5 separate regions of the Homo sapiens genome follow, and regions 1, 3, 4 and 5 are each linked to region 2. The links are chromatin loops, found by intact Hi-C in ENCODE. Cell type or tissue: heart left ventricle. All regions are shown on one strand. Each heading gives the region's core, and the rest is flanking DNA. Links, peaks and the distances in the headings are about the cores only. Region 1 has its middle 28 kb from the start of CD82-AS1. Region 2 overlaps TSPAN18 (tetraspanin 18). Region 3 overlaps CD82 (CD82 molecule). Region 4 overlaps TSPAN18 (tetraspanin 18). Region 5 overlaps TSPAN18 (tetraspanin 18).

Region 1 (6,238 bases), core at 408-5,407, 140 kb before region 2:
TCGGTTGATTCAGATACACGGGCAGTTTGAGAAGTGCTGGCTTAGAGCAAAGCTTGGAGAGGAGAAAAGTGAATATACTGCTTACATGTCTCAGAGGGTTGGGCCGGGGTTCCTCCAGTCTGAGATAGAAGAGAGACCTGGCAGGCTTCCTGAAGGAGGAGGCATGGAGGCAGTGTCGAGGATGGGTGCCAGTCTTCCAGGGAAGGAAGAGGAGAGGTGGAGGGGTGTTGCCACCAGTGGCCCAAAAGGATGGGGCTCCAGCCTCCAACCTCACAATGACCACCTCTAGAAGTTGGAGGAAGGTGGCTGCAGCCCCAGTGTGTGACAAGGGTCCTATGAATCAGGATGCCCCTGGGGGAAAGGACACCCTGAGCATGATGTCCTCTGTCCACTCTGCTTAGGAGGAAATGGGGGGCAGCACTTTCTAAAGGAGGCCCAGTCAGGACAAAACCTCAGGCCTGGGATTAGCCCAGTGGGCCTTGCCTGGAGGTGGCACCTTACGCTCTGGAAGGAGAGCTGCCCCAGCCTAGAAGGGCTGGGGGAAGGAGAAGAAAGAGGGGTCGATGATGGTCAGCAGCATCTGCCATTTCTATCATGATCCAGAGGAGGGGTGGCCAGTCTGGAGTCGCATGGCAGGTATTAGGACTAGAACTCAGTGAGGCCATTTGGAACATACAATGCCCATCTCACTGCCTCCCACCTCCTGAGCACAGGCGGGCCATTTTCCTGTTTTCGGCCCAGCACAGGCGCGGGGAGAGAAGGCAGCAAGAGGGACTTTTTTTTTTTTTTTTTTTTTTTTTGAGACAGAGTTTCACTATTGTTGCCCAGGCTGGAGTGCAATGGCACGATCTCGGCTCACTGCAACCTCCACCTCCCAGGTTCAAGCGATTCTCCTGCCTCAGCCTCCCGAGCAGCTGGGATTACAGGCATGCACCACCATGCCAAGCTAATTTTGTATTTTTAGTAGAGACGAGGTTTCTCCATATTGATCAAGCTGGTCTTGAACTCCCGACCTCAGGTGATCTGCCCGCCTTGGCCTCCCAAAGTGCTAGGATTACAGGCATGAGCCACTTCGCCTGGCCAAGAGGGACATTTTATTGTTACATATTGACTATGAACTTAGGCCTTATGAAGTCCAGCCCCCAGGAAACCTGTTGTAAACTGGGGTCTTTGTTTATGTCTGTGTGCGTGTGCATGTGTGCGTGTGTGTGTGTGTGTCCACATATATGCTGTGGGGGCTCCTGAGTGTGTACAGGGATGTTATTGATTCTTTACTACTGTATCCTGAGTGCCTAGCTCAGTGCCTGGCATGTAATAGGTGCTCAGCAAATGAATGGGTGAGTTCCAGCGTGCCCATATATGTGTTGTCAGATGAAACTCAGATCTGTAGGACCCAGGGAGCCTCCCCAGAGCTCCGGAGAGGGCAGCACTTCCACAACCTTAGAGTTCAGGCTATTTTGGGAGACAGGAAGGATTTGCAATCAGGAGACCGAGAGCCACCCTGGACAGCCAAAGGTGAGCCACATTCGCCAGGCCCTGGAGGAGAGAGAAGGCAGGGGACACAGCAAGTGCCAAGGCTGAGAGGTGTGAGATGGGCAAATCCAGAGCAAAAGGGCACACTGGGGTTAGACTGCAAGAGTCAGCAAAGACGCCAAGATACAGCTTGAGCCGCTGAGTATGCTGAAGCCTGTATTTCCTGGGCTTGGGGACCCTGGGGAAGGAATGCAGCTGGGGGGAAATGAGGGGTCCTATCATGGAATAAGAGCCATGGTGGAAGCTTGGGCCGAGAACAGGCTAATGGCCCGACTGTTGAGGGTATCAGAAGCTCAAGTGACTAGAGAGAAGGAGACGTTTGGTCAAAAGGATTTCTTTGGAGGGAGATCTGGGGATGCTTAGATTTCCAGCCCCTATGAGGGGCTGTTTTGGAAATGCCTGCCCCTCTCATGGCTTGGTTAGAGCGTCCCAGTGGATTATGAGAAGATGGTAACGTGTGTCTCCAGTGAGTTGGGGATGCAGAAGCCTAGACAAAGTTGGCTCCCACCAGGAAAATCTAAAAAGGCCAGCAAGGGGCTGCTATCTGCTAGGAATAAACAGAAGATAGATCTGAGGTGGGATTGGCTGGGATTCCCCAGAGTTCAACAGAGTGCAGAAAACAAGTATATTTTCTGGGGTTCAAACATGGGCCTGGTCTGCCAAGAACTTTGACAAAACACAGCTCTTCCTCCTCCTCCTCTTCAGAATTATGTGGACAAGTAAATCTGGGAAGGGCTACAGCAGAGCATGAGTGTGGGGTGGGCATGGAAAGCCAGGGTTAGAGCGGGCAGCAGCCACCTACAGGATGCCCCTGGCCCACGGTGTGGGAAGTGCAGCCAAAGCCTCCCGGGACAGGAAGGAGGCGTCCAGAAGAATCCACAGAGTCAGCCCTGCCCCCTGCCGGGCCCTGTGAGCAGAAGCCATCCCACAACAGGACCGGTGAGACAAAACCTTTCCTTCCCGACTCCTCTCCCTTCTGGGCTATGCCCTGGCAGCCCCGGAACTGCAAATACAGAGTGAGTGTCCCTTATCCAAAATGTCTGGACCAGAAGTGTTTTAGATTTGGGATATATATATATATATATATTTTAGACAGAGTTTCACTATTGTTGCCCAGGCTGGCGTGCAGCGGCACATTCTCAACTCACTGCAACCTCCACCTCCCAGGTTCAAGTGATTCTCCAGCCTCAGCCTCCCAAGTAGCTGGGATTACAGGCATACGCCATCACGCTCGGCTAATTTTTGTGTTTTTTAGTAAAGATGGGGTTTCACCATGTTGGCCAGGCTGATCTCGAACTCCTAGCCTCAAGTGATCCACCCACCTCAGCTTCCCGAAGTGCTGGGATTACAGGCATTAGCCGCCGTGCCCGGACAAGATCTGGGATATTTTTGGATTTGGGAATATTTACAGATACATGATAGGATATCTTGGGAATGGGACCCAAGCCTTAAACACAAAATTTATTTATGTTTCATATGCATCTTCCACACATAGTCTGGAGGTAATTTCTACACTATTTGAAATAACTTTGTGCATGAAACCAAGTTTGTGCATATTGAACCATCAGAAAGCAGAGGTTAGGTGGAATATTCTACACTCGTAGTGTCATGCCATGGGTACTCAAAAAGTTTTGAATTTTGGAGCATTTCAGATTTTGAATTTTTGAATTAGGGGTGCTCAGTCTGTAGCAACATGCGGGAAGAGGGGCATGGAGCAAGGGCATGTGCAGGGGCAAAGTAGGTCCAAGCCCCTTCTCCAGCTTGCTGCCTGCAGAGGGCAGCAAGGGCAGAAAGAAGGGTTAGCTTTGAACCAAGTTCAAAGATGCAGTTACTACCTCGGACCAGACACTTTTAATGCCAACCTGACTCTGTATTTGCAATTTAAAGTGACCTAAGAATTTTTATCACCTAACCGGGGGCAGAAAACTTGTGGGGCTGCCCGAGTTTTCATCCAGGAATGGGGGGATGAACTTCCACCGGAGAAGGAATCATAAAAAGTAAAAAAAAATAAAAAATAAAAATGTTGGGTGACAAGAATAAAGCTGTTTTCCCTTTCGCCTGATTTTGCTTATCTAATGCACTGGTTTCTGTCATTACGGCTGTGACTCTGTCTCCCCTACTAGAATGTGGGCTCCTGAGGGCGGGTCCCTGTCAGATTTGGCTGTGTCCCTCCAGCATCTGGCCCAAGGCTGGGTATTTGATAAACCTCAGTAGATGCTAATTTTCTCTCTTCTTTCGCTTGACCCTGGGTGTTTATAAGAGGTGGCATCAGGTTCAGAGGGTAGCCCAGGGTCTCACGGATGTGGACAGAGATTTGGCCCATCCTTCATGGCTCCTCCAAGCATCAGTCATGTAAATCAGTCAGGCAGTCCATCTGCCAGTGACGGGACTCAACGGTCAGGCGGTCAGACAGTTGGGCATTGATCAGGGGATGGCTGGCCGCCAGCCTTGCCAGTCAGATGGACAGACAGTCCGAGGATCACTCTGCACTCAATCTGATACAGACACCGCTTTGCAGGGTCCCCTCCCAGCACACCAAGAGTGTCTCTCCTCTCCCAGAGTCCCCCCCTTCCCAGGAGGCCTGGTCTGGGGTGCTCCTGGCAGGGTGCCCGTCCCTGATCACCGACTTGGCAGCCTCCTGGATGCTGGCTCCAGCGATGCCCCTCCTCCTTCCCCTCCCTCCCAAGGTGGGAGCTTCAGGCTCTGCCAAAGCATTACTAAGCCCGGCGGTGACGTCACCCTCCCTGGTCCCACCCCGCCCCCGGCCGGCTTACCCTTCACCCCTGGCTGCCCCTGTGAGAATGACACATCCTGGGTGGGGGAGGGGCTGTGCCCTGGGACCAACATGAAGATCCTCCCCCCACCCCAGGCTTCCTGGTGGGTGGGATCTGGTCTGATGCTTCCCCAGCTGGAGGCTGCTCAGCTCGAGCAGTTATAGTCCTGGAGACCCAGCCAGACGTACCCCAATGCACACTGAGGCTCTTCCCCTCACCAGCAGGGTGGCCCTGGACAAGGGACTTTATCTCTTTCAGCTTCATCTCGGATGATAATAGGACCTGCCTCCGGGGGCGAGTGAGCGGGTGTGAGGCTTCAAAGACACCATGCACCGCAAGCCCCTGCTCCACTTACAAGGGGACCTTCAGTCCATCTCGGTTGCCTGTGGGGTGTTCACTCCGAATTCCTCAAGGTCCATTTCAAAACTAAATGGCTGGTCCTTTGCTGTCAGGGTTAGCTGAAAGACAAGGACTTTTCACCAATGCTGTCAAGCTGTGAGGTCAACACCCATTTCCTGGGATCACAGCAGCCATCCCGCGGTGTGGGGGGCCACGTGGGAGTGGGCCTTGGACCTTGCTGCCCGTGGAAATTCTAAGCACTCCTCCTCACTTTGATTGCAGCGATTTTTCCTCCTCATTGTGGCCAAAGGCGCAATCCCAACTCCCAGCACTGGCTCTTCTCTCTTCTTCCCAAATAAATACCTGAATGGAGGTTTTATTCAGGAACAACCTTGAAATACAACCAGGCCATCAATCTCTATCCCCCAGCACCTGGGGTCTGGAGCCCCAGAATTCAGAATGCTGAAGGTTGGTTGGCTTGGCATTGGGAGGAGGAAAGCCTTCCTCCCATTCCTCCAGGGAGATCAGAAGGCAGCAGGGTCTGCTGTAATCTGCCCTGCCCAAGATCTCTGTCTGATCTCTGGAAGATCACCTGGGCTGCCCCAGCAGGTGCCAATGAACCAACACTTCAAGGGTGTCCCTCAGAACATTAGTCTTGCCAGGTGCTTCACAAAACCCACACCTACACACATCACCACCACCAAAAATCACATAATAGTAGTAAGAGTTATGTGGCTTGCTCAAGGTGGAGGGTCTATAAGAGAATTCCTCATGAAATTGGGATCTTACAGAACTCAATTCCTAGTGTAAGGGTAAAGAATAAATAACTCCAGCCGGGTGTGGTGGCTCACACCTGTAATCCCAGCACTTTGGGAGGCTGAGGTGGGTGGATCACCTGAAGTCAGGAGTTCGAGACCAGCCTGATCAACATAGTGAAACCCCGTCTCTAATAAATATACAAAAAAAAAAAATTAGCTGGGTGTGGTGGTGGTACACGCCTGTAATTCCAGCTATTCGGGAGGCTGAGGCAGGAGAATTGCTTGAGCCCGGGAGGTGGAGTTTGCAGAGAGTCGAGATCAAGCCATTGCACTCCAGCCTGGGTGACAAGAGCGAAACACCACCTAAAAAAAAAAAAAAAAAAAAGCATAAGTAACTCCACTGCACAGAGGGGAAGCAAGGAAATGTATCCATCTTAAGCATGACATCCTGTGGAAGAGGAAAAATGTCTACAATGAGAATGCAGAAGCATAAGCCAGCCCTGATGTGCCTTTGCACCTGAATTGGTGCTACCTATGTGCATCAGTAAACTTCCAGTAGAGATTTCAGTTTCATGTAGTCCCAGGTTGGTAATGCTCAAACATGATGTGCAGGATCAAATATAAACTCTCTCTGGAGGGATGTAATTGTAAAGACTCCTACAGATAATGTTCCAGGAAATAAGAGGTCTCAATAGAAAAATTATAAAACACACAAAGAAATGAAATACCAGGAATGAGAGTCAGCATAAACAACAGACAGGAGAATCAGACCAGAAAAGACGTGTGACATTGAAATTGGATGCAAAATATAGGATGTTTCAAAAATAAGAGAAG
Region 2 (6,238 bases), core at 632-5,631:
TGAAGAATTGGCTCATGTGAGTATAGAGGCCGAGAAATCCTGAGATCAGCACTTTAAGTTTGTGACTCAGGAGAGTTGATGGTGTAAGTTCCAGTCCAAGGGCAGGAGAAGCCCAGTGTTCCAGCTCAAGAAGTCAGACTGGTGAAGTTTCCTCTTACTCAGCCTTTTGGTCTATTTAGGTCTCCAGTTGATTGGATGAGATCCAGCTACATTGGGGAGGGCCATTTGCTTTACTCAATCTACCTGTTTAAATGTCAATTTCATCCAGAAACAGCCTGGAAGACACTCCCAGAATAATGTTTGACCCAAATTATCCATCACTCTAGGATATATGACACCTAGAGCACATGATTTTTGTATACTTGCTTCCTCTATACAACAAAATTATTTTCAATAATAATGATGAAATAAAATCAATTAGAATAATGGCCAGAAAAGAAACAGACTGAAATTTTTGTGAACTTTGTATGTATAACCATGCCAGTAAACAACCGTTATGACATGGAAAATGTAAAAAGGTAACGGGTCAACAGTTCTTAATTACGTTAATAGATATTTTGACAAAAGAGAAAACAATACATGAAGAAACTTGCAAAATGCATTAATGCTTAAGTCCCTGATATAAAATGGAGTAGTATTTGCTTATATACTGTATACTTTAAATAATCTCTAGTTTATTCATGATAGGTAATACACTGTATTGGGAGTTTCTGTATTATTTTGCATTGTTATTTATTGATTATTTATTTATTTTGAGATGGAATTTTGCTATTGTTGCCTGGCTGGAGTGCAATGGCGCCATCTCAGCTCACTGCAACTTCCGCCTCCCCGGTTCAAGTGATTCTCCTGCCTCAGCCTCCCTAGTAGCTGGGATTACAGACATGTGCCACCACGCCCAGCTAATTTTGTATTTTTAGTAGAAACAGGGTTTCTCCGTGTTGGTCAGGCTGGTCTCGAACTTCTGACCTAGGCGATCCACCTGCCTCAGCCTCCCAAAGTGCTGGGATTACAGGCGTGAGCCACTGCACTGAGCCCGATTTTGAGTTCTTATTCTCCAAATGAACAGGTATCACAGGATCCACACATGTTGGCTTCTGACTGAATAAGTAGGTGCTCTCTGAATTCACACCTATGCAAACACAATGTGTTTTAAAGCCTAAGTAATAAAAATATGCTCATTTGAAGCTTACATACACATTATTAAAACTCACTGGCCAGGCGCGGTGGCTCATGCCTATAATCCCAGCACTTTGGGAGGCCAAGGCAGGTGGATCACTTGAAGTCGGGAGTTCGAGACCAGCCTGACCAACATGGAGAAACCCCGTCTCTACTAAAAATATAAAATTAGCCGGGCGTGGTGGCACATGCCTGTAATCCCAGCTACTAGGGAGCCTGAGACAGGAGAATTGCTTGAACCTGGGAGGCGGAGGTTGTGATGAGCTGAGATTGCGCCATTGCACTCCAGCCTGGGCAACAAGAGTGAAACTCCATCTCAAAAAAAAACCCAAAAAACAAAAAACAAACCCACCAGTGACTGCAGCAATTGTTTAGAACTTAGATCACTAAAAGATTTTTTTTTTCTCAAAGCAGAGCATTTTATCACCGACATTGTTTAGAACTGTCAGCTTTTTGTGGGTTTTAGGTTTGTTTCAAAATTCCCTACAGGCAGTTCATCCCTTTGTTGCCAGCTCCCTGGAAGGACGGCTTCCACTGCCCCGCTCTTGGCATGCCCATAGCAAGATGCTTCCAAGAGGGTTGCTGTGGGGGGATGGGATGGAACGGTGGTCAGAAGGTTGGGGAGACCCTGTAGCTGAGTCCTGCAATAGGACCAGGTAGTCTCCAGGTGGAATGGATGGACACAAGACCAGCCTGGGAACCCCTGGCGTCCTGGGAACCCTGGGTCAATAAGTATTTGGTTGCAGTTCGTAAAAGCCACCAGGGTTCTGAGCACCATTTGTGTACCCGTGCTTGGGGTTATGGAGAGCTGGGCACTAAAAGCTTCATCTCAGAGGCAGTTTGGAGCCTGCGAGGCTGCCTCCCTCCCGGTCCTGTGCTCCTCAGTCGGACTCCCACCCTCAGCCCCTCTCTCTCCTTCCCTTTCCCTTTCAGCAGTGTAGCCCATGGAGGCAGCTGTTCTAATTAAAAATCTCATAAATACCAGGAGATAAGGATCCAGGGGTTTTGTTTTTTATTTCTGCCGAGACTCCCCAGAGAGTCTCTTCAGTAGGAAAGGTCCCTTTGGAGCTGAGATTTTTCTCCTGGACTTCAAAGACAGGGCTTCTTAGGAACAGAACATCTGTTTAAACTGAACTTGAACCAAGAGGCAGGCAGGCATGTCCCACGGGAGAAGGAGGGGGCAGAGCCCAGGGGTGTGGTATCTGCTTTCTGTCCCTGGGGGAAGCTCCTCAGACAGGCTCATTCCTGCATCTCACAGTGTGTCCCCATGCTGGGCAGCTTCTCTTAGTAAATGCAGAGGAAGTGATGGCAGGTGGCCCACAGGCCTGGGGCCAGGCTTTGGGCTGACTGCTGTCCAGATAGCATCCAGGCTCCTGACCTCAAAACCTCTCTATTCAGGAGAGGTAGCAAGGAGACCTGGGGTGACAGAGTTGGCTCCTTCTGCCTGGAGGTCCCTGTGGTCCTCAGAAGTCACCTTGCAATTGGGGACCTCCCAGCTCTTGGCTTTTGCATGGACAGAGCCTCCTTCATCCTCCCTTCTTCCCTCCTTATTTCCCTCCCTTTCTTCTTTTTTTCTTTCCTCCATTCACTAGGCATCCACTGGGGTTCAGAGATGAAAAACTCCCACTCCCTGAGTTCGAAGGACTCACCACCTGATAGAACAACCAGGTTGATCTCAAAAGATAAGAAAAGTTGAGCACTTTGGTTGTGTGTGTGTGGCTGTTCTTGTTAAGACAATAAAACAATTCAGAGCTTGGAAAATGAAGGGAAAAGAAATCATTCACTTCCTCTCTTAGGACCAGAGCCTCCTTCGTTTCCTGCTTTTGTTCACACTCAGGCATGTGTTCAATAGTTGACACCAGAAAGTCCGTTCAGTTGGGCTTCCTGCTTTTTTTCCCCATCTCTCCTGGCCTTACAGTTTGTGAGATTCCTTCCTGGGCATCACAGGGCTGGAGGGCCCCTACTGTTGGACACTCAGCTGTGTCTAGTGTCTGCTGTCACCTGCATACCTCCTGGGAGGGGTCGCCAGGTACAGCAAATAAAATTAAAGGATGCCCAGCTAAATCTGGACTTCCTATAGACAATGACTCAATTTTTAGCATAAATCTGCCCCAAGCAATATTTGTTCCATGTACTATTTAGGAAGAATCACTGAAAGATTATTTGTTGTTTATCTGAAATTCACACTTCACTGGGCATCCTGTATTTTATCTGGGAACCCCGTACCTGGAGTATCTTTTTGCACGTGTGTAGTCAATGCTGCTTTACTTAATAATAGGGAGAACTATCTGGCTAATATGTTCCTCTCCCCATTTGTTGGGAACACTCTTCCTAACTTGAATCGCTCCTGTTCCTGCCCACACTTCTGGACTGCTCTGCAGCTTAGCGTACTTGGAGGTCACCGAATCCCTATAGGTCCTCTCCAGGCACGTTTCATTGCCAGCCTCCTTCTGGGAGCCTCCGGTGACTGCAAAGGTTTGGTTTGCTCCCTCTAGTGGCGGGGGTGGGAGGTGTACATTTGCACTCCTCTTGGGCCTCTGGGGCTGCTTTCTCCAGCGTCCGCCAGCATCTTTGGCAGGGATGGAAACAAGGATTGTGTTCTTGCCACGCTGGAGGGAGCAAGGGCTTGAGGATGTTGCTCCAGGCTGCTAACCTATAGAGGTCGATGACATCTTTCTCTCCATCAATGAATTTATTTTTCATTCCAAGGCAGCTTTCAGGGTGATAAAAATATAAAGCTAAGTGGCAGACGATTTTTTTATAAAAGTGATTGGAGGCTGGGAAGACAGGGTGTTGCCTTGTGGTTAAATGGATTTTCTGTTTAACTGAGGGTTAAGTAGAAAACTCGTTTTGATTCAACCTCTGTTGTTGCCAATCTTTCTAAAATGTATTAGCTGCTCCCTGGTTTTCCTAAGTGCACCATAATGACCATAATTGAATCTCTCTGCTGGCAGAGGATCCTGTGGGGCGTCTGGGCACACTGTTGTAAATGTCAGTCTTCACCGAGTGGCCCAGTTATTGGGCTTTACAGCCTGCAGTGCAGGCTGGTGTGCTCTGCAGTGGCCTTCACATTCGCTGTCTTCTCATTCTATCTGCCCAGCCACCCTGGGCCGGGACTCAGGAAAGGAACTAGTAAGACCACTGTATAGATGTAGAAACTGAGGTCCACTTGGGGAAAGATTGGCCCGAGTCACATCTGGCTGGTGGAGGGGCTGGGACTGAAGCCAGCAGAGACAGCTGTGGTATTGGCCCTGATTTAAATCCTGGTTCTCACTTGCTGGCTGGGAGACCATTAAGCTTCACGAGCCTTGGTTTCTTTATCTGTGAATTGGGCACGATAACCTTTCCCTACAGAGCTACTGCTGGGGTTAAGGGTGAGGATGTGGGTGGGCTGCAGACCACAGCCGTCATATATTTAAAGGGAAAATAGCACCTCTCCTGAAGAAGAAATCAACATACCAGTGCTGGGACCCTGTGTCCAGCTTCTTTCTGCTCTGCCGTCCTTCTTCTGAGTGTTGGTGGTTTTACAGTCAGAACTTGCAGCTGGAATGTCTGGGTTTGAGCCCTGTCTCTGCCCCCGACTCTCCGTGTGACTACAGTCTGGGCCTCAGTTCCCCGTCTATAAAGTGGGGATAATGATCGAAACCTGCCTCCTAGGGCTGCCATGAGGATTCCAGGGAAGGTAGCTGAGGAAGTGCTGGGTCAGGGCTGGCCATTGTCATCCTAGGACCTGGTTGAGTGTGTCTAGTTTCACCATGCTTCTCTAGATTTGGCTTATATTCTGAGTGTTTTAAAGGGATTGGGTTTGGGACCCAAGCTCCCTTTTGGTGCCCCAGGAGCCTGCATGGGCAGCCTGGGGAGGAGAAAGATACCCCCTCTCACAAGCTGGCTTCCTGCACTGTCTGGCACTTTACCCCTCTCTGGGTGCTTCCCCAGGCCTGGTTCTAAAGAAAGATGTTAAGAGAGACCTGAGGGTAGCTTAGGAGCGGACCTAGATGGGAGACTTCTGCCCTGCCATGGCCCCTGAAGTAGGGTACCCTGCCTGGGGGATGCTGGCCCTCAAATAGCTTCCCTATTTGGGAACTTTTGTGCTCCCCCATATGTCATACATTTCTAGCATCTCAAGAGGTGTTTGTTTTTTTCCATATCAAGGGATCCATGGAGTGAAGAGACCTATGTGTGACCTCTGAACCCTTTATGGGGGATTGGGTTGGGGGTGGGGAGGACACCCTGCCAAGGTGAGGCCACCTCATCTGGCCTCTGGGCTGCTGGCTCAGCCACCTCCTGGGTCCTGCAAGCAACTCTGCTTCAGCTCCCGGTCACCAGCACCTACTTATGCCAAGCTGCTGCCTTGTTCTCCAGCTCACCCACTTCCCAGGACCCCTCCGGAATTCTGTGGGGATGGGGAGGTTGCAGCTAAGTGAATAGTCACCCTATTATTTTAGGAGAGGAACAACAGCCTGTGTGCAAAGCCCCTGGGTAGGGCTGGTTTATTTATGCATTTGTCTTTAATGGGAAGGCTGAGAGAAATTGCATGGTTTGTGAATATTTACAGGCAAATTACTACAGGGAGGAAATGAATTCATTCTCTCTCCTCTCCCACTGTTAATAGATCACACTGTGGTTCCCTGAAGCCTGCCTCCCACCTCCCCCCCTTTTCTTTCTTGCAACTCCTTGTAGTCTTTATGCCAGCTCCAGGAGGGTGTCCGGGTAGACGTGCCAATTTAATTTACCATGCAGTTATTGAGCGCTAACTGTATGCCAAGCCCTGGTTCAGGGACTAGGGATACCCAGGTAGGCACCACATGTGTGGGTTCTGTCTGCGGGGCTCTGGGGCAAGCTGGCTCAGGAGAGAAGGTGCCTCTTAAAGGATTTTTCCCCCCAACAGAAAGGATACCCTAGGGGGTAGAGCACAGGAGAACCCTTGGAGAGGTTGAGCAGATGGGAATTATGCTCCAGGTGGGGGGTGGGGCAGTTAGTCTTCTGGTGTGGTTAGAGCACCCATGGGAGGAAGAAGGAGGTAGAACTAGAAATGGGGGCTGGGCTGGGTTCTTTCTAGTTC
Region 3 (6,238 bases), core at 554-5,553, 150 kb before region 2:
ACTAAAGTTGAACGGCCTTTCCTAAGCTTATTGTGCTCCCCACACCTATGCTTGGTACTTTGCCTGCCTCATCCCATTTAGTCCTTGTGATAGCCCTGTGAGTTGGGGATTTTAATTATCCCCATTTACAGATGAGGAAACTGAGGCTAGTTCCTTGATGGAGGTTGCTCAGCTGGTAGGCGGCAGGGCTGGGATTGTAACCCAGTAGCCTGACTTTAAACCCTGCACTGTGAACTGTCTGCCGTCCATTCTCCTTGTGCCCTGCACACCTGCGCTCCTTCAACTTGAACTTCCTTCCTACTCTGCTTTGTATTTTTGCTGGTCCTGGTTTTGATTTTTCTGCTGTACTTGTAGTTTATGATGGTTCGGCTGGGACCAGGGGCCTGGAAGTGGCATATCTCAGTCTCTGTCCTGGGGAGGTCCTCCCTCTGCCAGGAGGGCAGCCTGCCTAGGGTGAGCCGTGAGCACAAGCAGTCTGTCCCCTGCCTTGCCCAGGTGAAGTGCTGCGGCTGGGTCAGCTTCTACAACTGGACAGACAACGCTGAGCTCATGAATCGCCCTGAGGTCACCTACCCCTGTTCCTGCGAAGTCAAGGGGGAAGAGGACAACAGCCTTTCTGTGAGGAAGGGCTTCTGCGAGGCCCCCGGCAACAGGACCCAGAGTGGCAACCACCCTGAGGACTGGCCTGTGTACCAGGAGGTGTGCGGGGGGCTGCGGATCGGGGGCGGGGCTCCGAGGGCGTTGGGGGCCATCTGGGCTACTGCTCAGCAATTCCTTCCTGCATTTAGTTCCTTCCCTTAATTCATCTGTCATTTGTACCTTCATCTACTTCTTTGTTAATGTATTTATTCAAGGAACAGGCAGAGCCCTCTGTAGGGGCTTCCGGGCTGGGACTGGGGGGCTCTCGGTGGTTCTGCATGGCGGGGTGGGATGGTGCAGAGCGGGGTGATGTGACCGCATTCTGCCCTTGCAGGGCTGCATGGAGAAGGTGCAGGCGTGGCTGCAGGAGAACCTGGGCATCATCCTCGGCGTGGGCGTGGGTGTGGCCATCATCGAGGTCTGAGCCCCCTCCCCCATCCCTTCTCCATCCCAGGTCCTCCTGGGTTGTCTCTGTTCTGCTGATCTCCTTGGGGAGGTGGTGGCCAAGGGGGCCAGCACCCCATCAGCTTCCAGAGGCCCTCTGGTCTGAGCACTGTCTGGCTGTGTGACCTCAGACAAGGCACTGCCCCGCTCTGGGCCTCCCTCTGCTGCCTGCATCACAGGGTGGTTGTGAGGCTCAAGTTGAGGATCCACTTAATCCCCATGTAAACCTGGATGGTGAGGCTGGGGCGTCTGAGGCCGGGACACCCAGCCTCCCTCTGACTCTCCGCCTCTCCCCACAGCTCCTGGGGATGGTCCTGTCCATCTGCTTGTGCCGGCACGTCCATTCCGAAGACTACAGCAAGGTCCCCAAGTACTGAGGCAGCTGCTATCCCCATCTCCCTGCCTGGCCCCCAACCTCAGGGCTCCCAGGGGTCTCCCTGGCTCCCTCCTCCAGGCCTGCCTCCCACTTCACTGCGAAGACCCTCTTGCCCATCCTGACTGAAAGTAGGGGGCTTTCTGGGGCCTAGCGATCTCTCCTGGCCTATCCGCTGCCAGCCTTGAGCCCTGGCTGTTCTGTGGTTCCTCTGCTCACCGCCCATCAGGGTTCTCTTAGCAACTCAGAGAAAAATGCTCCCCACAGCGTCCCTGGCGCAGGTGGGCTGGACTTCTACCTGCCCTCAAGGGTGTGTATATTGTATAGGGGCAACTGTATGAAAAATTGGGGAGGAGGGGGCCGGGCGCGGTGGCTCACGCCTGTAATCCCAGCACTTTGGGAGGCCGAGGCGGGTGGATCACGAGGTCAGGAGATCGAGACCATCCTGGCTAACATGGTGAAACCCCGTCTCTACTAAAAATACAAAAAAAATTTAGCCGGGCGCGGTGGCGGGCACCTGTAGTCCCAGCTACTTGGGAGGCTGAGGCAGGAGAATGGTGTGAACCCGGGAGCGGAGGTTGCAGTGAGCTGAGATCGTGCTACTGCACTCCAGCCTGGGGGACAGAAAGAGACTCCGTCTCAAAAAAAAAAAAAAAAAAAAAAAAAATTGGGGAGGGAAGGGCGTTAGATAAGGCACTCTGGGCTGTCAGGAGACTGCCTACTGGGTGGGTCAACTTATTTCCCACTATGACATTTATATCTTTATTTTTCACAATTATATTGAAGGCAGTGGGAGAGGGGAGAGGGTGGGTTTTACCTGATATTAAGGGGTGGCACCCCTTCCCCAGGCCTGATGCAGGTCCATCTAGACAGCTCAGATTAGCCTAGGCCATGCCCTAGGGACACGGCCTAGGGGAGCTGGGCTGGAGGGGGTCTGCCTGGGTAAGGGGATCTGGCTTGGCCCTGAGCTGCTTAGGGACAGGTGAGTCCTTGGGGGCATGGCACAGAGCTGGTCCTGTATTCTCCAGGGTCCGGAGCTGGCCAGGGGCGGGGAGGAGGAGGATGGCTTCTCCTGGGAGAAGGTGGGCTGGCCTTTCTTGGCAAGCGGTCCTCTGGCCCCTGGGGAGTGGGGTGGGTGAGGCTGTGCCTTGTAGGGGGAGAGGGGAGGGGGCTTTGTGTGCACCATTCTGTAAAACACACTCAAGATTCTAAGACTATTAAAGAGGATTTATAACAGTCTAGTCTGGAATGGTAGGGATGCTGCTTCCTGGGGCAGGGGAGGACCCAGGGCAGAGGGTGTGAGCAGAGTGGCTGGGTCTGCTGGAGACTGCTGGACCCCTCACTGCTCTGCCCTCCCCGCAGGCATCTGCTTCTGCAGCCTGAACCTTAGGACCGTGATGGGCCAGGCTCTGATGGGCCTGCCTGCATGCCGGGGTGCCTGGAGTTTGATTTGGTGCTAAGAGAGGTATAGATTGTACCTCTCAATTCCTGCTTCTGAAACTAGGGTATGGGTGCCCCCAGAAGCTGCACAAAAGTGGGCTGGTGATGGGGGACAGGGAAGCCACAGGATAAACTTGGCATCGCTTTCTAGAGCATCCGTTTCTGCAAAGATTTGTGGAAGGAAACATTTTCATACTAAAGAAATGTGATGGAGTAAGATGTGCAGAATTCAGGGGACTTTTTAAGATGAAATGTGAGACTTTGGGAGGCTGAGGCAGGTGGATCACTTGAGGTCAGGAGTTCGAGTCCAACCTGGCCAACATGGTGAAACCCCATCTCTCCAAAAAATACAGAAATTAGCCGAGTGTGGTGGTGCACGCCTGTAATGCCAGCTACTCAGGAGGCTGAGAAAGGAGAATTGCTTGAACCCGGGGGATGGAGGTTGCAGTGAGCCAAGATTGTGCCACTGCACTTCAGCCTGGGCAACAGAGCGAGAATCTGTCAAAAAAGAAGAAAGGAAGAAAAAGAAAACGACAGAGAGAGAGAGAGAAAAAGAAAAAGAAGCTTGCTCTTACTTGTGCACGGCTCTGACGACTGAGCCCCAGCATGCCCCTTGCCCGGCGTCATGAAGTCCAGAGGGCACTTGCCCCACCTTCTCTCATTTCTGGAGCCAGTGGGGAGGGGAACTCTTGCCTCCCTGCAGTGGGGCCAGGCGGGGCGGCGGCTAGAGTGGTGTTTCAGCAGGGACCACCAGGCGGCGCTGCAGCCTCAGCCTAGGAGCCCGGCAGAGCCCAAAGGTTCCGTGGTTACTCCCAGTTTCGCCAACGCGGGGCCTGCCAGCGTCCCACTCCAGTGGAAGCACTTGTGAAAATGCAGATTCCAAGGCTCAAGGATTCTGGCGCTGCAGATCTAGGGTGGGGACAAGGAATCTGCCTATTTGCACCCCTTTGCGTTGATTCCGGAAGATTTTCAGACCTGGAGTAATGTCTGTCCCAAGCCACGTGATGACCTCTCAGCGAATGTGGCAGCTGAGGAGGTGTCAGCGGTGGGGTCGGCTGTGGGTCCCTCTGTGGCCTTGGTCGCCTCCCTCTGGGATGGGGGCAGGAGAGGAAAATGTCGATGGTTCCACCTGGCCTGACTTCCCTGGCCCCCCACAGCTTCCACCCTCAGGAAGGGTAGCAGAGAGCTGTTGGGTGTCTTTTCATAAATGCTTTCTCACTGGGAGCAAGGGGACCTGAGTTTGAGTCCAGCTGCATCTCCATCTTCCTGTGCGACACGGGGCCTGGCAGGCTGAGGGTGGGCTCAAAGCTGTTTGCAAAATAGAGGACTGAGAAAACGTCAGAAGTTAGCGAAGGGGTGGGCTGCTTCCTCTGACACGTCCATCCTGCCCAGAGCTCACAGCTGGAAGGGGCCAGAGCCAGGATTTGAACCCCACGTATCTGACTTCAAAGACCATCCTCCTGGCTCCACTGGCTCCTGCCCTTCCAGATTTCCCAGAACAGCCCCAGGACGTGTGTAGTGTGAGGCTCTGACCCTCGCTTTTGTGAAATCTGGTCACTGTGAGCTCTGAGCCTGCTGGGTTCCTCATTTCAACCTCCTGGGGAGCACCCAGTTTCAGCAACCCACTTACTCCCAGCCTGTGAGGTTTTGGGAGGGAGGGAACATAGACCCATGTCTAACACTCAGAATCGTCCCTGCAGCCACTAATCTGTCCCATGCCCATCTGGGGCTTCCACACCTTCCAGCTGCCCTCCCTGGGCCCTCTGTGGGCTGCCATCTCTCCTGCCAAGGGCCCTGACAGGCCCAAAGGACTGGCACATGGGTACCATGTGGAGGAGAGTACAAGGGTGCTCCTTGGCAGTGCCCACCCACAGCTCCCTGGGGCAGCCAGGAAGAATGGCTGGAGCAAAGGGTTGCTCTTTGGGCTCCCGTGGGAGGTTAGAGACAGTGCCTAGGATGTGTTCAGGGAGCTGGACTTTGGGGGGCACTGATTGGCATGGCCACTGACCAATAGGTATGGAAGTCAGGCCTGAGCTGGAATGGGATCCTTACGTATGGATTGGCGGGAGGTGCAGGAGCTCTGAGAGATTGAGCTGGGGGGGAATTTTCAACTGGTGTGGAAATATTTCTCCATTTTATTCATAATAACTGGTATGGCTGGCTGGGTGAGTACTGGTGAATGGCAGCCTGATACATGTGCACATACATGCATGCACTCTCTCACACGCACACACTCGAGGCCCTGAAGGCCCCTGAGGGCTCAGTCCATTCCCAGCTGGGAGGAACCCTAGCTCTTCTTCCCTGAGACTAAGCCATGGGTGGCCCGTAGTGAACAGGGAAAGCCAAGTGTCTTCCTGCCTGGCCTTCCCGGGCCTACACTGCAGAGCCCCCTCTGCCGCTGATCACCATCCTGTCTCCTAGCAGAGCTGCCTCCAGCCTCTGCCCCAGATGATCTTCCAGGTGAGCAGGTCCCCCAGGCTGAGAGCAGCCGGGTGGAGGGGCACACTGGTGACGCTGGAGCATCTAGCCAACAGGCATCTCCTGGGCCAGCGCTCCCATCGCCTTTCTCCCCTGCAGAAGGACAGAGACCCAGGTTGCTACGCTGCCTCGGGGCAAATGTCTGGCTGTTCTCTGGGGTCTTTAGAGGCTGTAGGCTAAGGTTTATTCATTTATTCATTCATTCATCCCATGAATACTTAATGGCACAGACTATTTGTGAAGCACAGTTCTAGGATCTTAGGAACACAGCAGTGAACACACACAAACCCCCTGCCCACATGGCACCTGCATTCTGATGAGTGTAGAGACTCTTGCACACAACTGATGCACCAGGACACACGTGCACACACAGCACACGCATGCACACAGCACACCCTGCCACACGTACACAGGTACGTACCAGCACACACTGCCGACTGCTGACAGCACAGTCTGAGCCAAGTGCTGCTGTGGGATCCCTGGGGCCCATCCAAGGCCCCTTCCTGTGGAAGGAAGTAGAATGAACAGCGCGTCGAACAAACAGGAAAGTAGGAGGAAGTGCTCATCGCCCCTGCCACAGTGCAGGAATCAGCCATTGCCCTGGCAATCCCCTTCCCAACTGAAATCAAATAGAATCAGAGCAGCTGCCACTGGACGTGACAGGCTGTGCAACTTCACCTCTCTTAGTCTTATCGGGAAAATGGGGACTCTCATTCCTCACTCCCAGTGCTGTTGTGGGAGCCAAATGCGGTCACGTACACAGTGAGCTCATTCCCCAAGCAGCCCATTCCAGGACTGGCCCCAGCTTCAAGGGGAGGTTTCCCATCCTCTGGGGGATACCTTCCCTGAGTAGGAATGAGGCCC
Region 4 (6,238 bases), core at 431-5,430, 140 kb after region 2:
AAAGAAAGAAAGAAAGAAAGAAAGAAAGAAAGAAAGAAAGAAAGAAAGAAAAAGAAAAATGGAGCAGATATTTATTGAAATCTGCTAAACGCCTTCTATCCTTTCTTCCTTAGGGCTGCCTTAGGATGAAGGTGTTTGAGTCTTCTTTTGACCACAAGGAAGCTAAAAGGCTCAGACAGATTTTGACACTTGCCTAGGGTCACACAACTAATAAGTGGCACAGCTCTCTCTCTAGACTACGCTGCCTCTTTCCAAAGATAAATAAGGCATAGAGAGCCCATGTTGATGGAGACATAAATAAGAAATCTTTTGAGCTATGGATTTGAGAGTGGGGAGCCCACTCTCAAGTTGGAACCTCACTGAGAGTCCCATGGGGGACAATGACGATGACTTGGTCTGTGTCTTCCCAGCCCCTAGCATGGGTGGTGCAAACACAGCATAGGGCTGACTCAGAGCATGTTCATGGACCTTTGTTTAGGGTGTTGAGGCTGGAGTCAGGGGGCCTGCGACCAAACTCTGACTCTGCCATGAACTTGCTGTGTGACCTTCAGCAAGTTGTTGGTTCCCTCTGTATGGAATCAGAGGGTTGGACTAGATGACCTCCTAATCCTACAGGTCTGACATTTCAAGAGAAGATAAAATTGGCAAATAGCCTTTATGTGATACAGCCCGAGGTGGGGCTTGGGTCGGAAATTGGATTTAGAGGATGCGTGTTGCACTTAAGGTCACGGCAGCTAGAAAAATTAAAAGCAATTCAAGGTGCGGCTGGGACTCACTGGCTCTCGCCGCAGGTGAATTCCTGCCTGGCTCACCTAGTGCTTGATGCCTCTGACCCTGGGGCTGGCTCAGGGGAGTGGTGGGTCAGAAGTGCCTAACCTCCCTTTCTGCCTGTTTCTCCTCCCAACTCCTCCACTGGCCCGAGCAGCTGGGCGGGGCCTGCCTGCTGGCCATCGGCATCTGGGTCATGGTGGACCCCACCGGCTTCCGGGAGATCGTGGCTGCCAATCCTCTGCTCCTCACGGGCGCCTACATCCTCCTGGCCATGGGGGGCCTGCTCTTTCTGCTCGGCTTCCTGGGCTGCTGCGGGGCCGTCCGTGAGAACAAGTGTCTGCTGCTATTTGTGAGTACCCCAGCCCCCACCCCATCCATGGGTGCTCTGAGGGGTGTCAGGGATTGGCTGCAGACTCCCAGGCCCTGCCTGGCTTCCATTCAGACCAGTGCTTCCCAAACTGGGGCGGGCTGTCAAAGCAGAAGGGATCATGGAGATGAGCACGTCTGACCCCACTCATTTGGTAGTCAATGGTCCTGAAACCCTGAGACATTCAGCAACTTGCCCAGAGTCCCATGGAGTTGGCAGCAGAGGGGATGATACAGACGCTAGGTCAGGGCCCCTGCAGTGCCTCAGGCTGCCTCTTCCCATGCCTTTGGGACCTGTTTTCTCCCTGGGGTAGCCCTTCCTCTCTCCCACTTCATTTTGCTGCTTTCCTGCAGTCAATCCAGGACCCTTGGCTTAACACACACCTAGTCTGTGTCCGCATGCCAGGAAACTCAGAATAAGGTTTGTGCCACATAGGTCCACCTCCAGGGGTGGGGCGGTCCCCAGCCTTTTCCATCTGCCTTGGTGGCCCCAGCTTCCAGAGCCTGCTTTTGCAGTGGGCCCGTGCCTGCAGTGGGTGAGCTGGCCCAGATGGCGGGGGCCTTGGCATCCAGGTCTGAACAACCAGGTTTCTCCAAGGCATGGTCAGCTGAGAGCACTGACATTGACCTTGATGTTTTTCCACTTGCTTGCTATTAAAAACTCTAATATATAACTCCTTAGTAACATCGCTAAGATGCCTAGTGGATGAGGCCTTCCCCTTGTAGATATGCAATTCTGAAACGGTATGATATGGCCTCTGAAGGTTTCTTATTCATCAAGTAAGTAGCCCTTGAACTCCTATCATGCGCATGTAGTTCACTGGGTGCTGAAGATATGTCGGGGACCAGGAGTGATGGTCCCTTCCCTCACAGACAGGCACAGGGGAGGCAGCCGAGCCGTGCGGATGAGCTGGGCAGTGGGCAGGCCTGGTTTGAGGGTACTCCCTGCTCCATCCCCTAAGGGTGTGCCTCCCATCTAGTTCCCCAACCTCCCAGAGCAGCCATGTCTTCTTGTTAAACGAGGGGGCCGACCAGCTCAGCTATAGATCACAGCCAAACCAGACAAGCAGTGGGTCTTCTCGTTCTCGAGTCTCCTGGATTCCCATGGGTGGTGGCGCTTGGGGCCTCCGCCTGCTTTCCTGTGCTGGGTGGATGGGTCTTCTCTAAGAGGTCCTGGACTTGGAGAACTTCTGGGCTGAGCCCAGTCCCGCTACAGGGTAAGTTAAAAACAGCCCTGTTTAGAGAAGCGTGGGTGTGTCTGGGTAAGCTTGCGGATGCTCCTCATGGGCGAATTCGTGGGCGGAGTTAAATGACAGGGAGAACTGGGCTGGTTGGCTGGGGGGCTCCCTTGCAAGGTTCTGTAGATAAGCCAGCACCAGCAGTGCTGGGAGGAGAGACCTGGCACCATACCTCCTCCCCAGACGAGAGCACACTGCACGGCCCCATTTGTGTCCCGGTGAGATGCTCCCCATCCAAAGGAAGTGAAGTCAGCTGCGAAATGAGTGACAAGGAGCCTTGGGCCTATTTGTCCTTCAACAGCGCAAACACTGCAGACTTCATTTGAAGAGAAACAAAGAAAAACTTTGAGCGCCCCCTGGTGGACAATTCTCTACAGCTTGTCACGGTGCTCGCAGAAGTCTTGGCTGGGGAGCCCGAGGGGACTTTAAAAGGAGCTTGGATATGGGTCCCAGAACAGACCCAGCCTCCCTTTCCCCCTCCTCACCTCGGCCCCCAGGGACTCATTCATTGTTAATGGGCTCGGCTCTGAAGCCAAGACAGGAAGCCAGGCTGGTGTTCTTGGCTGGGAGCAGGCTGGAGCGGCTCTAGTCTCCTCCAGTAAGTGGCTGCCTGCAAACCTGCCAGCCGCCCCAGGACGTCCTCCCTCCCGTGCTATGCGAGGCAGGACTGAGGCCCAGGGGTAGGAGATGTGTCCACGATCCTCCCGAGAGAGGTGATCCTGGCTGCCAGGCTGGGGGCCCTTCGACAAGGCCTGATGGCAGATCCTTCCCCTTCCCCTCCCCACCCCCGCCTCTCTCCCTTTGTCCCCCTTCTTTCTGCCTATCTCTGTGTAGCTCCCTTTCCTCTCTGCCTCTGTCCTCCCCATCTCTGTCCTTTTTTTTTTCGAGACAGGGTCTCAGTCTGTGGCCCAAGCTGGTGTGCAGCAGTGTGATCTCAGCTCACTGCAGCCTCAACCTCCTAGCCTCAAGTGATCCTCCCACCTCAGCCCCCCGAGTAGCTGGGAACACAGGCACGTACTGTCACGCCCAGCTAATTTTTGTATTTTTTGTAGAAACAGGGTTTTACCATGTTGCTCAGGCTGGTCTTGAACTCCTGGGCTCAAATGATCCACCGCCTCGGCCTCTCAGAGTGTTGGGATTCCAGGCGGGCACCACACACTTGGCCTTGTCTTTCTCTTGATCTCTGTTTTTATTCCTACGCCCTTTCCTTGTCCCTGTCCTGATCTCTCCCTCCCCGTTTCCCTGTCTCTCTCTCCACTTCCCCTGCTTGCCCTCCCCTCTCTAGGGCCCCGCCCACACAAGCCTGAGGTCACAGTGTGGGTCAGAGGCAAAGGACGCTTGGATCAAGGTCTTCTGGCTCCCAGACCAGGGCTATCCACAGGCTCTGGATAGCCTGGAATGGACTCCAAAATTTACCTAAAATTATATGCAAAATGTTATGTTATGTCAGGTCCTGTGTATGTGTATTGTGTATACATGGATTGTGTGCATACTCATGTGTATGGGTACAGTGTGTATGTGCACGTGTGTTGTATGTGCATGTATGTTGTGTTCTATCGTGTGTGTTTGTGTGTACATGTGTGCATTGCTTTGTGCATATGTACACGTGCATGGGTGTTGTATGTGCATGGGTGTTATGCATGCATGGGTGTTATACGTGCATGGGCGTTACATGTGCATGGGTGTCATGTGTGCGTGGGTGCACATATATATGCATGTGCACATGTGCCTGTGTGTGCACATGTGTGTTGTGTGTGCATGTGTGTTGTGTGCATGGGGGTTGGGGGGGTTCTGTGAGTGTTTCCAGAGAAAGGCACCAAAGTTTCTGGAAGGTTTTCAAAAAGGTTTATGCCCTAAAAAATAAGAAAAACCACTTCTCCCTTCCCGGCTGAACCTGGACCTAACTGTGTGGTGGTTCCAACCGAAGAGGGCATGGAGCCTCACCCCTGGCAGCTTCTGGGATCCTTCTAGAAGCCTTTCACTGCTTTCTCAGCCTGTCAGAAAGGAGAGAAGGCTTGTCTTGAGAGGGGCCAAAAGAGTGACTTTAGTCAGCCCAGGAAACCTGGCTCAAAGGTTCACAAAGCAAGGAGGCCTTGAGATGGGGCTGACTGTCCCCTTCCCTCTGCTCTGAGACTGAAGTCCTACAGGACCTGGGGACAATCAGTCTAATGACCAGACCACCTAATGATCAATTTATCTATCTAAAGGTCCATTTCCCAAATACTCGTGTTGATCAGTATTACAGCACTCACATGCAATAGGACAATTTCAGCCTCCTATTGAAAATTTGTGGCATCCCTTTTTCTCATTTGCTTACCTTTGAGTATTTCAAGGATTTTTTTAAGCCAACTTATTTAAAAATTCTAATTTTAAAAATATTTTATAATGAAGGCAAGCTCAACTGGAAAAAAGAACAGCAAAAAGAGATGAGTATATTCAAAAAAGATAAATGAGCTGAATTGTACATGCAGTATGTAAATTTGGTAAATATTTATTAGAAATGGGAACTGTGAGCAGACATTGCCTATAAGCAGATGGGTTAGAAAAGCCTGGAAATGTTCCCAACTAGACAACATAGCAGTTTCCTCCCCTTTGCTAATTTTTCCATCCTAAGGAAAGTGATGCAAATTAGAGGATCAGGAATGGCTGACAAAGGTGTCCTTAGGCAAATGGGATGCAAACCCTGGGAAAGGCCTTGATGAGGGGAAGCCCCAGGAATGGCTGGGTCCAGGGGAATTCCCCAAAGGACTTTAACACTGGTAAACTGTCTTAAGCAGGAGGACATTTTCATGCTGGAGAAGGGCGAGTTGGCAGAGGTGGCATTGTGACTGCCATGGGCACCTCAGCCTTGCACTTTGGTTCACAGGATTCACACTCCCACATACTCAAGTCATGCCCAGGCCTTGGGCTTGGGGAGGCCCACTTCCTCCAGTCCACGGCTTCCCAGGTTTATTCTTATATCTCATCTCCTGATGCTTCAGCTCAATGGAAACTCCATGAAGATGGGGACTGAGTCTGCCTTGTATGCATTTATTTGCCAATACCTAGCACAGTGCCTGGCACAGAGCAGGTGCTCAGTAAACAGCCCCGGAGCCAAGGAACAGAGAGGAGGTGGTAGCAGAGGTTTGGCTAAGAGCATGGACTTTGGAGTCAGAAAAGCCCGGGCTCTAACTCCTGCTCTGTCATTTCCTGGCTGTATGACCTGGGGCTGGTCACTTAACCACTCTAAACCTTAGATTCCTCATATACAAAATGAGGATAATCATACTTCCTTCCCAGCCATAGTGTTGCATTCATGATCCAGTGGGAAATGCATGTTTTGCTTGGCTGTGTTTGTGGGATGCCTAAGCACTCTATAAATGGGAAACTAGAAGAATTGGTGCTGAGCCTCAGGAGGCTTTGCAGGCCATGTAGAAACCATAAGACCTCGGGGCTCCTGTGGCTTCCAGGGTAACATGGTGATGAGAGGCTGTGTTCTGCAATCAGAGTTCTTGGGGTGAAGTCCCAGAGGTACTGCCCACCAGCTATGCCAGCTTGGGCCGAGTACTGTTCCTCTCAGCCACAATCCGCTCTCAGTAAAATGGGGGTGTTGCTGATAATAGCATCTGTCTCACTAGATGAGAGGGCTTGATGAGATGATCCATGTAAGATCCGCAGTGTCTGGGTAGCAAGGACTCAGCAGGTAGCTATTGCTATTTTTCCAGAGCCGCCCACACCAGCACTTGTCTTCGGGAAGGATGTGCTTCCTCTGGGCTCTAAGTAACCATCTGAGCAGCTCTCATGTCATGCCGGTCTTGCGAGAAGCACCGCACCTGCATTACCTCGTGGAAGCCATGCGCAGTCATCCTGGATGGCACACACAC
Region 5 (6,238 bases), core at 605-5,604, 91 kb after region 2:
AGTAGCGCCTCCCTTTTCCTTTTGTCCTCTTCTTCCCTGGGAAGGGGAGTTTTGGAGGGCCCTTTCAAAGAGATGGTGCTGCACAAAGACCAAGAGTTCTTAATCCTCTCATTCCTGAGATACTTTACAGAGCTTAGGGCTCATTTTCACTTAGAGCATTGCAAGCAGCTGCCCTAGTGGCATACCCTGGGCTGGAAGTTGGGAGACTTGGGTCCCTGCTGCACTACTGATGTCCTTAGCCTCCTGGCCTATAGTTTGTCAAGCTCCTTCCGCTTGAAACATTGTATTCCATGTCAGACCTGGGTTCGGATCTGAGCTCTGCTAGCAGTACAGCCTCAGTATTCTTATAAGTAAGTTAGAGATAGTAATAGTCACTTCTCGTAAGACTGTGTGAAGATGGAAGGAAATACTTGAATGACAGAAAGTGCTTAACAGAGCACCTGCCAGGGATCAGCATTCAGTGTAGTACTGATGCTATTTGGTGTTGTTATTATTTATATTTCAATCATATTAATATAACTCTGTGGGAGTCTTCAGTGTATAGGTGCCTGTTGGTCCATGTCCCAAAAAACTTGGTGATGGGGACCGGGCACGGTGGTTCATGCCTATAATCCCAGCATTTTGGGAGGCTGAGGCGGGCGGATCTCAAGGTCAGGAGTTCGAGAGCAGCCTGGCCAACATAGTGAAACCCCGTCTCTACTAAAAATACAAAAATTAGCCGGGTGTGGTGGCATTCGCCTGTAGTCCCAGCTACTTGGGAGGCTGAGGTGGGAGAATTGCTTGAACCTGGAAGGCAGAGGTTGCAGTGAGCCAAGACCGCACCACTGCACTCCAGCCTGGGTGACTGAGTGAGACTCCGTCTCAAAAAAAAAAAAAAAAAAAACTTGGTGATGGGGTGGGGTGTCACACCCCTCCCATCTCCGAAAAGTGTTGGGGTTGGGGCTGCCTTACCCAGAATCACATTTATTCATTCATTCACCAACACTTCATTGAGCACTTACTGTGTGCCTGGGCCTCTGAGAGGCACGTGGGGTCCTATTGGATAGGATGCTCAGGGTCCCTGCTCTCGGCAGCTCAGGTCTTCAGGCTGAGGCCTTGGGGAAAATCCCACCCCAGCTTCCCATGGCACCCGAAGCTTTGTTCAACCCTCCCTTGCCATCTTGGGCCTAAGGCCTGGGTGAAATGCCAGAGCATCCACTAAAATGGACTGGTCCAGTGTTGCACATGGACCTTATGGGGTGGATTGCCAAGTCCCAGTTCAGCATCAGGAAAACTAAGTGTTTCACGGGGAAGATGGGCTTGCCCTGGGTGCCAATGGCAAGGTCCTGTTTCATTTTTCACCCCCCTTTGATGCTTCTTTGGATCCTGAACTGCAAAGGGTTTTGATTATTTCTGGAGGACGCCAAGCCTGTACATGGAAGGTGCTGGGGGTCCAGTCTGCCCCTGTGTTTGCCTGGCGGTCTCCTTGTGGGTATCTCACCCTCTCTGGTCTCTGGCAGCCAGCAGAGCCTGCCATGTGGGGCATCAGCCAGAGGTTGGTGAATGGATGGATGGGTGGAAGGATCACAGTGGATTTACTGGAATCGGTGTTGTCCCAGCCTCAGCCGGGGTGGTTGGACATACCAATCTCTTGGCTTGTTTTTCTGTGACAATTTGATTTTGGCTCCCGTGGAATATAAGGAATTTTCAAGTAGTGGAATGGACTCAAAACAAATGGCTTTTGAGCTGATTAAGTTTCTCAGTTTGATTTCAGGGAGGCAGCCTGGTGTGTACCCTGATTTAAGGACAGAGCTTGCAAACGCCAGCTCTGAGGCTGGGTGACCTTGGGCGTGTTATTGAGTCTCTCTCAAATTCTCAACTCTCATCTAGAAAATGGTAGCACTAATGGCATCATAGGGCTGCGATGAGCTTTAAATTAAATAATGAGTGTTAAAACAGTTGCAGAGCTCTGGGCACGTGGTAAATGCTCAAGAAAGGATGATGATGGTGTATTTAATGAACACCCTTAAGCTATTTGTTGCATCTTCTTGCTCCCACACGGGTTTTTCCAGACTACTTTGCATTTGTAAGACAAAAAAGTTACTTTGAAAAGTTATTATTACACAAGCAATATAGGCTTCTTAAAAATTCAAATGATCTGGAAGGATTTAAATTAAAAAGCAAATTCCTCTTCCCTCCACCTGCCAACCCCATCAGTCCCTTTTCCTAGCAACATTCTCTTTGAATGTGGGGTTCTTCAAGACTAGAACTTTTCTTCTTTTTTTTCTCTCCTTAAGGACAGGGGACAGCTATGCAGTCAGGAGGGGACAGTAGCCTGGTGGCTGTTGCAGCCAGTTGTCATCCAGGCTAAAAGTCCTGAGGCTGGTGCCAAGGGGTCTCAGTGGAGCAGGAACAGGAGCAGGAGCAGTCGGGTCCCTTAGGCAGCCTGGCTTCCCCAGCACTGTTTGCTCTGAGTCACAGGGGTCTCCAGCACTCTATGGGGTCTCAGAGTCCTGGGGATGGGAGTGGCCTGAGCCGAACCACATTCAGTCCAGGCTTGGAGTGCCAGCCTCACAAACAATGTGGATGGCCACCTGCTGGGGGCCCCTCTTCTGTCACAGTGCCCCAGGGCTCAGTCCAGCTCCAGCTTCTGTGACCCCGGCAGCACAATCGATTGTTCCTGCTCACCTTCTGACAGTCTGCACTCCCAGCTGTGCCCTCTGCTGCCACACTCGGGCACAGGCCCAGGTCCAAGTGAACACAATTGGCATTAGGTTCCAGCAGGACTGGCATGGGGCCCAGCACATCATCGGTGCTAAATGGACTTGCAGCAGGTACGAGGTGTGCCGTCTGCCTTTACTTCTCTAAATCTGATTAAATCTGCCTTCAGCTCCCTCCACGAATTTGAAAGACATTCAATCCCAATTATGTTGGGGAGTGGATTTCTTGCCACCTAGGATCACATAGGAGTCTTGGTGGCCTTATGTGATCCGAAACATTTGGGAAAGGCTGCTGGACTTGAGCCCACACAGGGGCCCCGCAGACAGGCTTCTTTGCCAATCTCAGGGTCTAATGAGGCCAGGTGGGCAGCAGCTATTTCTGTGCTAGCCAGGGCACAGCTGTGGTCTTTGGTTGCAACTCCGAGCTATGAGCTTCGGTGTTCAGTCTCCCAACCATTCTCTGGCATCTCAGGATCACTCCATTAAAGCCTGATCACCTCTTGGAAGAGCTGTTCCGGGAACAGGGCACCTGAGCTTGTAACTTTTGGATCCTACCAATCTGGCTGATCTCCAGAAACACTCTCCACCCCTCCCCTCAAGCCTGCTGCCTCTGCTGCCCTCCTCTGCAGGCTCACACTGCAGCCACCTTCATGGGCTTCAGCCTAAGCTGTCTTCCTAGACCCAGCCATTTTCTGACTGGCCTGGGAAACCAGCCGCCCCCAAGGCATAGGACCCAAAGACTTGGCCACCATCTTCGGAAAGAAGAGAGAAGAATGCCCACTGCAGAGTGAACAAATTGGGGAAAAAAAGTCTCAAGACATAATCCTGTCACTCTCATTGGCTGCAACAAATGCATCAATACCTTTCATTCAAGTATTGATTGAACACCAACCTTAAATCAGATTCTTTCAGAGACTGGAGGTAAAAAAATAATAAAAGACCAACCTCAAGTTGCTCAGGGTTTAAATAGTGGTTCTCAAACATGATCCTCAGACCAGCATCACCAGCATCTCCTGGGAACCTGGATATGCAGATTTTCAGACCTCCACTCCAGACCCACTGAATCAGAAACTTGAGAGTGGTGAGGCCCGGCACCCTGGGTTTTGACAAGCCCTCCAGGAGATTCTGATGGAAGCTCAAGTTTGAGGGTCCCTGAGGGCAACAGCAGGCAGTGGTCTGTCTAATACACTGCAATGCATCAGCCCATAGACCAGGTGATGCACGCTGGGGAAGGGGGAGGTACTGGAGAAGGCTTGGTTTATGAATCTTTTTTTTTTTTTTTTTTTTTTTTTTTCAGACAGAGTCTCGCTCTGTCACCCAGGCTGGAGTGGAGTGGCCCGATCTCGGCTCACTGCAACCTCCACCTCCCCAGTTCAAGTAATTCTCCTGCCTCAGTCTCCTGAGTAGCTGGGACTACAGGCATGCACCACCACATCCAGCTAATTTGTGTATTTTTAGTAGAGATGGGGTTTCACCATGTTGACCAGGGTGGTCTCAAACTCCTGACCTCAGGTGATCCACCCTCCTCAGCCTCCCAAAGTGCTGGGATTACAGGTACGAGCCACCACACCCGGCTCGTTTATGTATGTTTTAAAAGGGGACAAAGGAGTCTGTGTGTGAGTTGAGAGAGAGTAGATTCCAGCAGAGGGATCAGCACATGCAAAGTCCCTGGGGCATGACAGAGCAGAAGCATTCAAGGAGCTACAAATGGTGCCACTGGGTGGAGTGAGCAGAGGAAGTAGAGGAGGGGAAGGGATATGAGATAGGCTGCTTGTGCTGAGTTTGGGCTTTTCCCCAGGAGCACTGGGGAGCCATAAAAGGGTTTATGCAGAGGAGGAGGACAGGTGATGCCCTGAGAAGATGGCAGGGAGGTGGGATAATGGTTGAGGGTGAACAGACTCAGTTGCAGTCATTGCAAGGCCTCCAGCTGGTGACAGGCTGGCTTCTGAGGGCAGGGTTGGGCCTGTGGGGAGATGGAGAAAAAGGAGGCCGGGTGCAGCGTGGATACCCGGGTCATGCAGGAGCCCTGCCCTGTTACTAGATCCTTCCCTCAGGGGACGCAGTTGGAGGCTGGAACCCAGGTGGCCATCTGCCGTCACTCTCTGTCTGAGTGCCTTGGAAGCCTTCAGTTGCTGCCAGGCACTATAATTCATCTTTGCATGCTCCCCTTTATCTTTTTGGGGATAGAGAAAAACAAAATACCATCTGCACATCTGGGTGCTAGGCCTGGAATGGAGGCACCAGGACATGCAAGAGCTGAGTGTGGAGCTGGGAGGAGACCAGGAGAGGATCCTGTCGGGGCCCGAGGTGGGAGCTGGGCTGTGGGTATGGGTGTGGAGGGCACCTGGCCTCCCCACCTCAGTACTGGCGTTGGGAGCCCCATGGAGAGGAGGAAGCAGAGGAAGCTCCAGCCCAGCCCCTTCCTCAGAGACCCCAGCCTTCCTTGCTGCTTTCCTAGGGCCAGGCGGGCACAGCTTAGGGAATGGGGACTCGCCTCTCCCAGGATCAGGGCTCTTGCTTGGAAAGGAGCTTCCAATGAGCTCATCCTACAGTGAGTCCAGCCACTGGCCGGGAGGAGAAAACTTGCAAACCACAACCAGGGTCCTGAGTCCTTGGGGCGGGCAGAACCGGAGAGGGGGAAGGTGGAGCGCCCACACCAGGGCAGAAAGTGAGGCAGGTCTGAAATAGGCCGCTGGCTGGAGGGCCAGATGGGGACTCTATGTGCTTTGAGTTTGGCAGCTCCTGCTTCCAATGCATCCACTGCTGGTGCTAGTTTAAAGAGCAGTTGCTTGGAGCCAGGTGATGCTGGCCCTGGTCTGTGTGTACTTAAGGATCACATTAGCCCCAACCCACAATCACTGCTGATTTGTGGTGAGCACTTGGAGGAGCTGTGGTTCTGGCTGAGGGGGTGCCAGCCAGGTTCTGCCCACTAGGCGTTCCCTTAGGAGGGCTTAGGCCCTTTTTTCTGCTTTACTCTTAGTGTATAGATTTAACTCTCGAAGAAAGTGATCAGCAAGGATGTGTGGCCTTGCAGACTGGGCCGGGAGGGATTTTAAGGTGATCGGTTTTGACTCCTTGAGAGGTGCTCATTCAGCTTCTGCTTACATACCTGTAGCGATGGGGAGCTCACTACCAACCAAGAGAGCGTTCAGACTGCTTTGAAAAAAGTCATTCCCATGCTGTGCAAAGGCCTTGGGTTGAAATCCTATCCCTGCCTCTTGCTGTGTGACCTCAGACAAGTGACTTACCTTCTAGAGCTCTGGTTTCCTTTAGTCTAAAATGGGTTTGGTAAATACCCACTTCTCACTCGTGGAGAGGTTAAAACCAGTTAACTGTACAACCAGGAACAAGTCAGATCTCTCCACAGTGCATAGAAGCTGGGCCCAGACAGTCTTCTCAGCAAATGTACATGTCCCACGTCCAATAGTATCAGCAGGATAAATGTCAGCTTCTCCCTGGCACGTAGCTGATGCCAGGATGTGATTGGTGCTGCCCCCACCTCCCTTTGATGGAACCACAGTGCCTTAGAGACACGGCCA

What was found. A loop is a pair of places that touch in the nucleus more often than their neighbours do. Peaks named below come from ENCODE experiments on the same cell type or tissue, not always from the same donor. Only the 100,000 strongest peaks of a DNase experiment are listed, where the experiment ranks them.
Region 1: it touches region 2 in a loop (6-fold over the local background); 38 of 110 quality-filtered maps call a loop at or near these places.
Region 3: it touches region 2 in a loop (3.0-fold over the local background); 39 of 110 quality-filtered maps call a loop at or near these places.
Region 4: it touches region 2 in a loop (6-fold over the local background); 8 of 110 quality-filtered maps call a loop at or near these places.
Region 5: it touches region 2 in a loop (2.6-fold over the local background); 13 of 110 quality-filtered maps call a loop at or near these places.

The regions. Positions count from the first base shown.
Region 1 is chr11:44,630,528-44,636,765 of GRCh38, forward strand. No RefSeq gene overlaps it. Among named protein-coding and RNA genes, the nearest start is that of CD82-AS1, 28 kb to the left of the region's middle. RefSeq lists an enhancer at 4,593-5,381. In heart left ventricle, for the core only: CTCF peaks have their summits at 1,386, 2,421 (motif pointing left), 3,294 (motif pointing right) and 4,329; a DNase peak (open chromatin) is centred at 4,264; H3K27ac peaks cover 989 bases.
Region 2 is chr11:44,771,923-44,778,160 of GRCh38, forward strand. The region is part of intron 2 of TSPAN18 (tetraspanin 18); the gene reads left to right. Among named protein-coding and RNA genes, the nearest start is that of TSPAN18-AS1, 38 kb to the left of the region's middle. RefSeq lists enhancers at 2,216-2,990, 4,955-5,456, 5,457-5,956. In heart left ventricle, for the core only: a CTCF peak has its summit at 3,676 (motif pointing left); DNase peaks (open chromatin) are centred at 2,439 and 3,679; H3K27ac peaks cover 2,896 bases.
Region 3 is chr11:44,617,667-44,623,904 of GRCh38, forward strand. CD82 (CD82 molecule) reads left to right here. Exons shown (of 10, transcript NM_002231.4): 8 at 496-699; 9 at 974-1,057; 10 at 1,383-2,692. The coding sequence ends at 1,460. Among named protein-coding and RNA genes, the nearest start is that of CD82-AS1, 15 kb to the left of the region's middle. In heart left ventricle, for the core only: no CTCF peak of the experiment used is centred there; a DNase peak (open chromatin) is centred at 3,655; H3K4me3 peaks cover 287 bases.
Region 4 is chr11:44,908,780-44,915,017 of GRCh38, forward strand. It overlaps TSPAN18 (tetraspanin 18), which reads left to right. Exons shown (of 10, transcript NM_130783.5): 5 at 926-1,120. Among named protein-coding and RNA genes, the nearest start is that of TP53I11, 39 kb to the right of the region's middle. RefSeq lists an enhancer at 2,228-3,084. In heart left ventricle, for the core only: CTCF peaks have their summits at 2,734 (motif pointing left) and 2,939; DNase peaks (open chromatin) are centred at 2,932 and 3,669.
Region 5 is chr11:44,863,424-44,869,661 of GRCh38, forward strand. All of the region lies in intron 3 of TSPAN18 (tetraspanin 18), which reads left to right. Among named protein-coding and RNA genes, the nearest start is that of TP53I11, 84 kb to the right of the region's middle. In heart left ventricle, for the core only: a CTCF peak has its summit at 2,697 (motif pointing left); a DNase peak (open chromatin) is centred at 2,748; H3K27ac peaks cover 631 bases.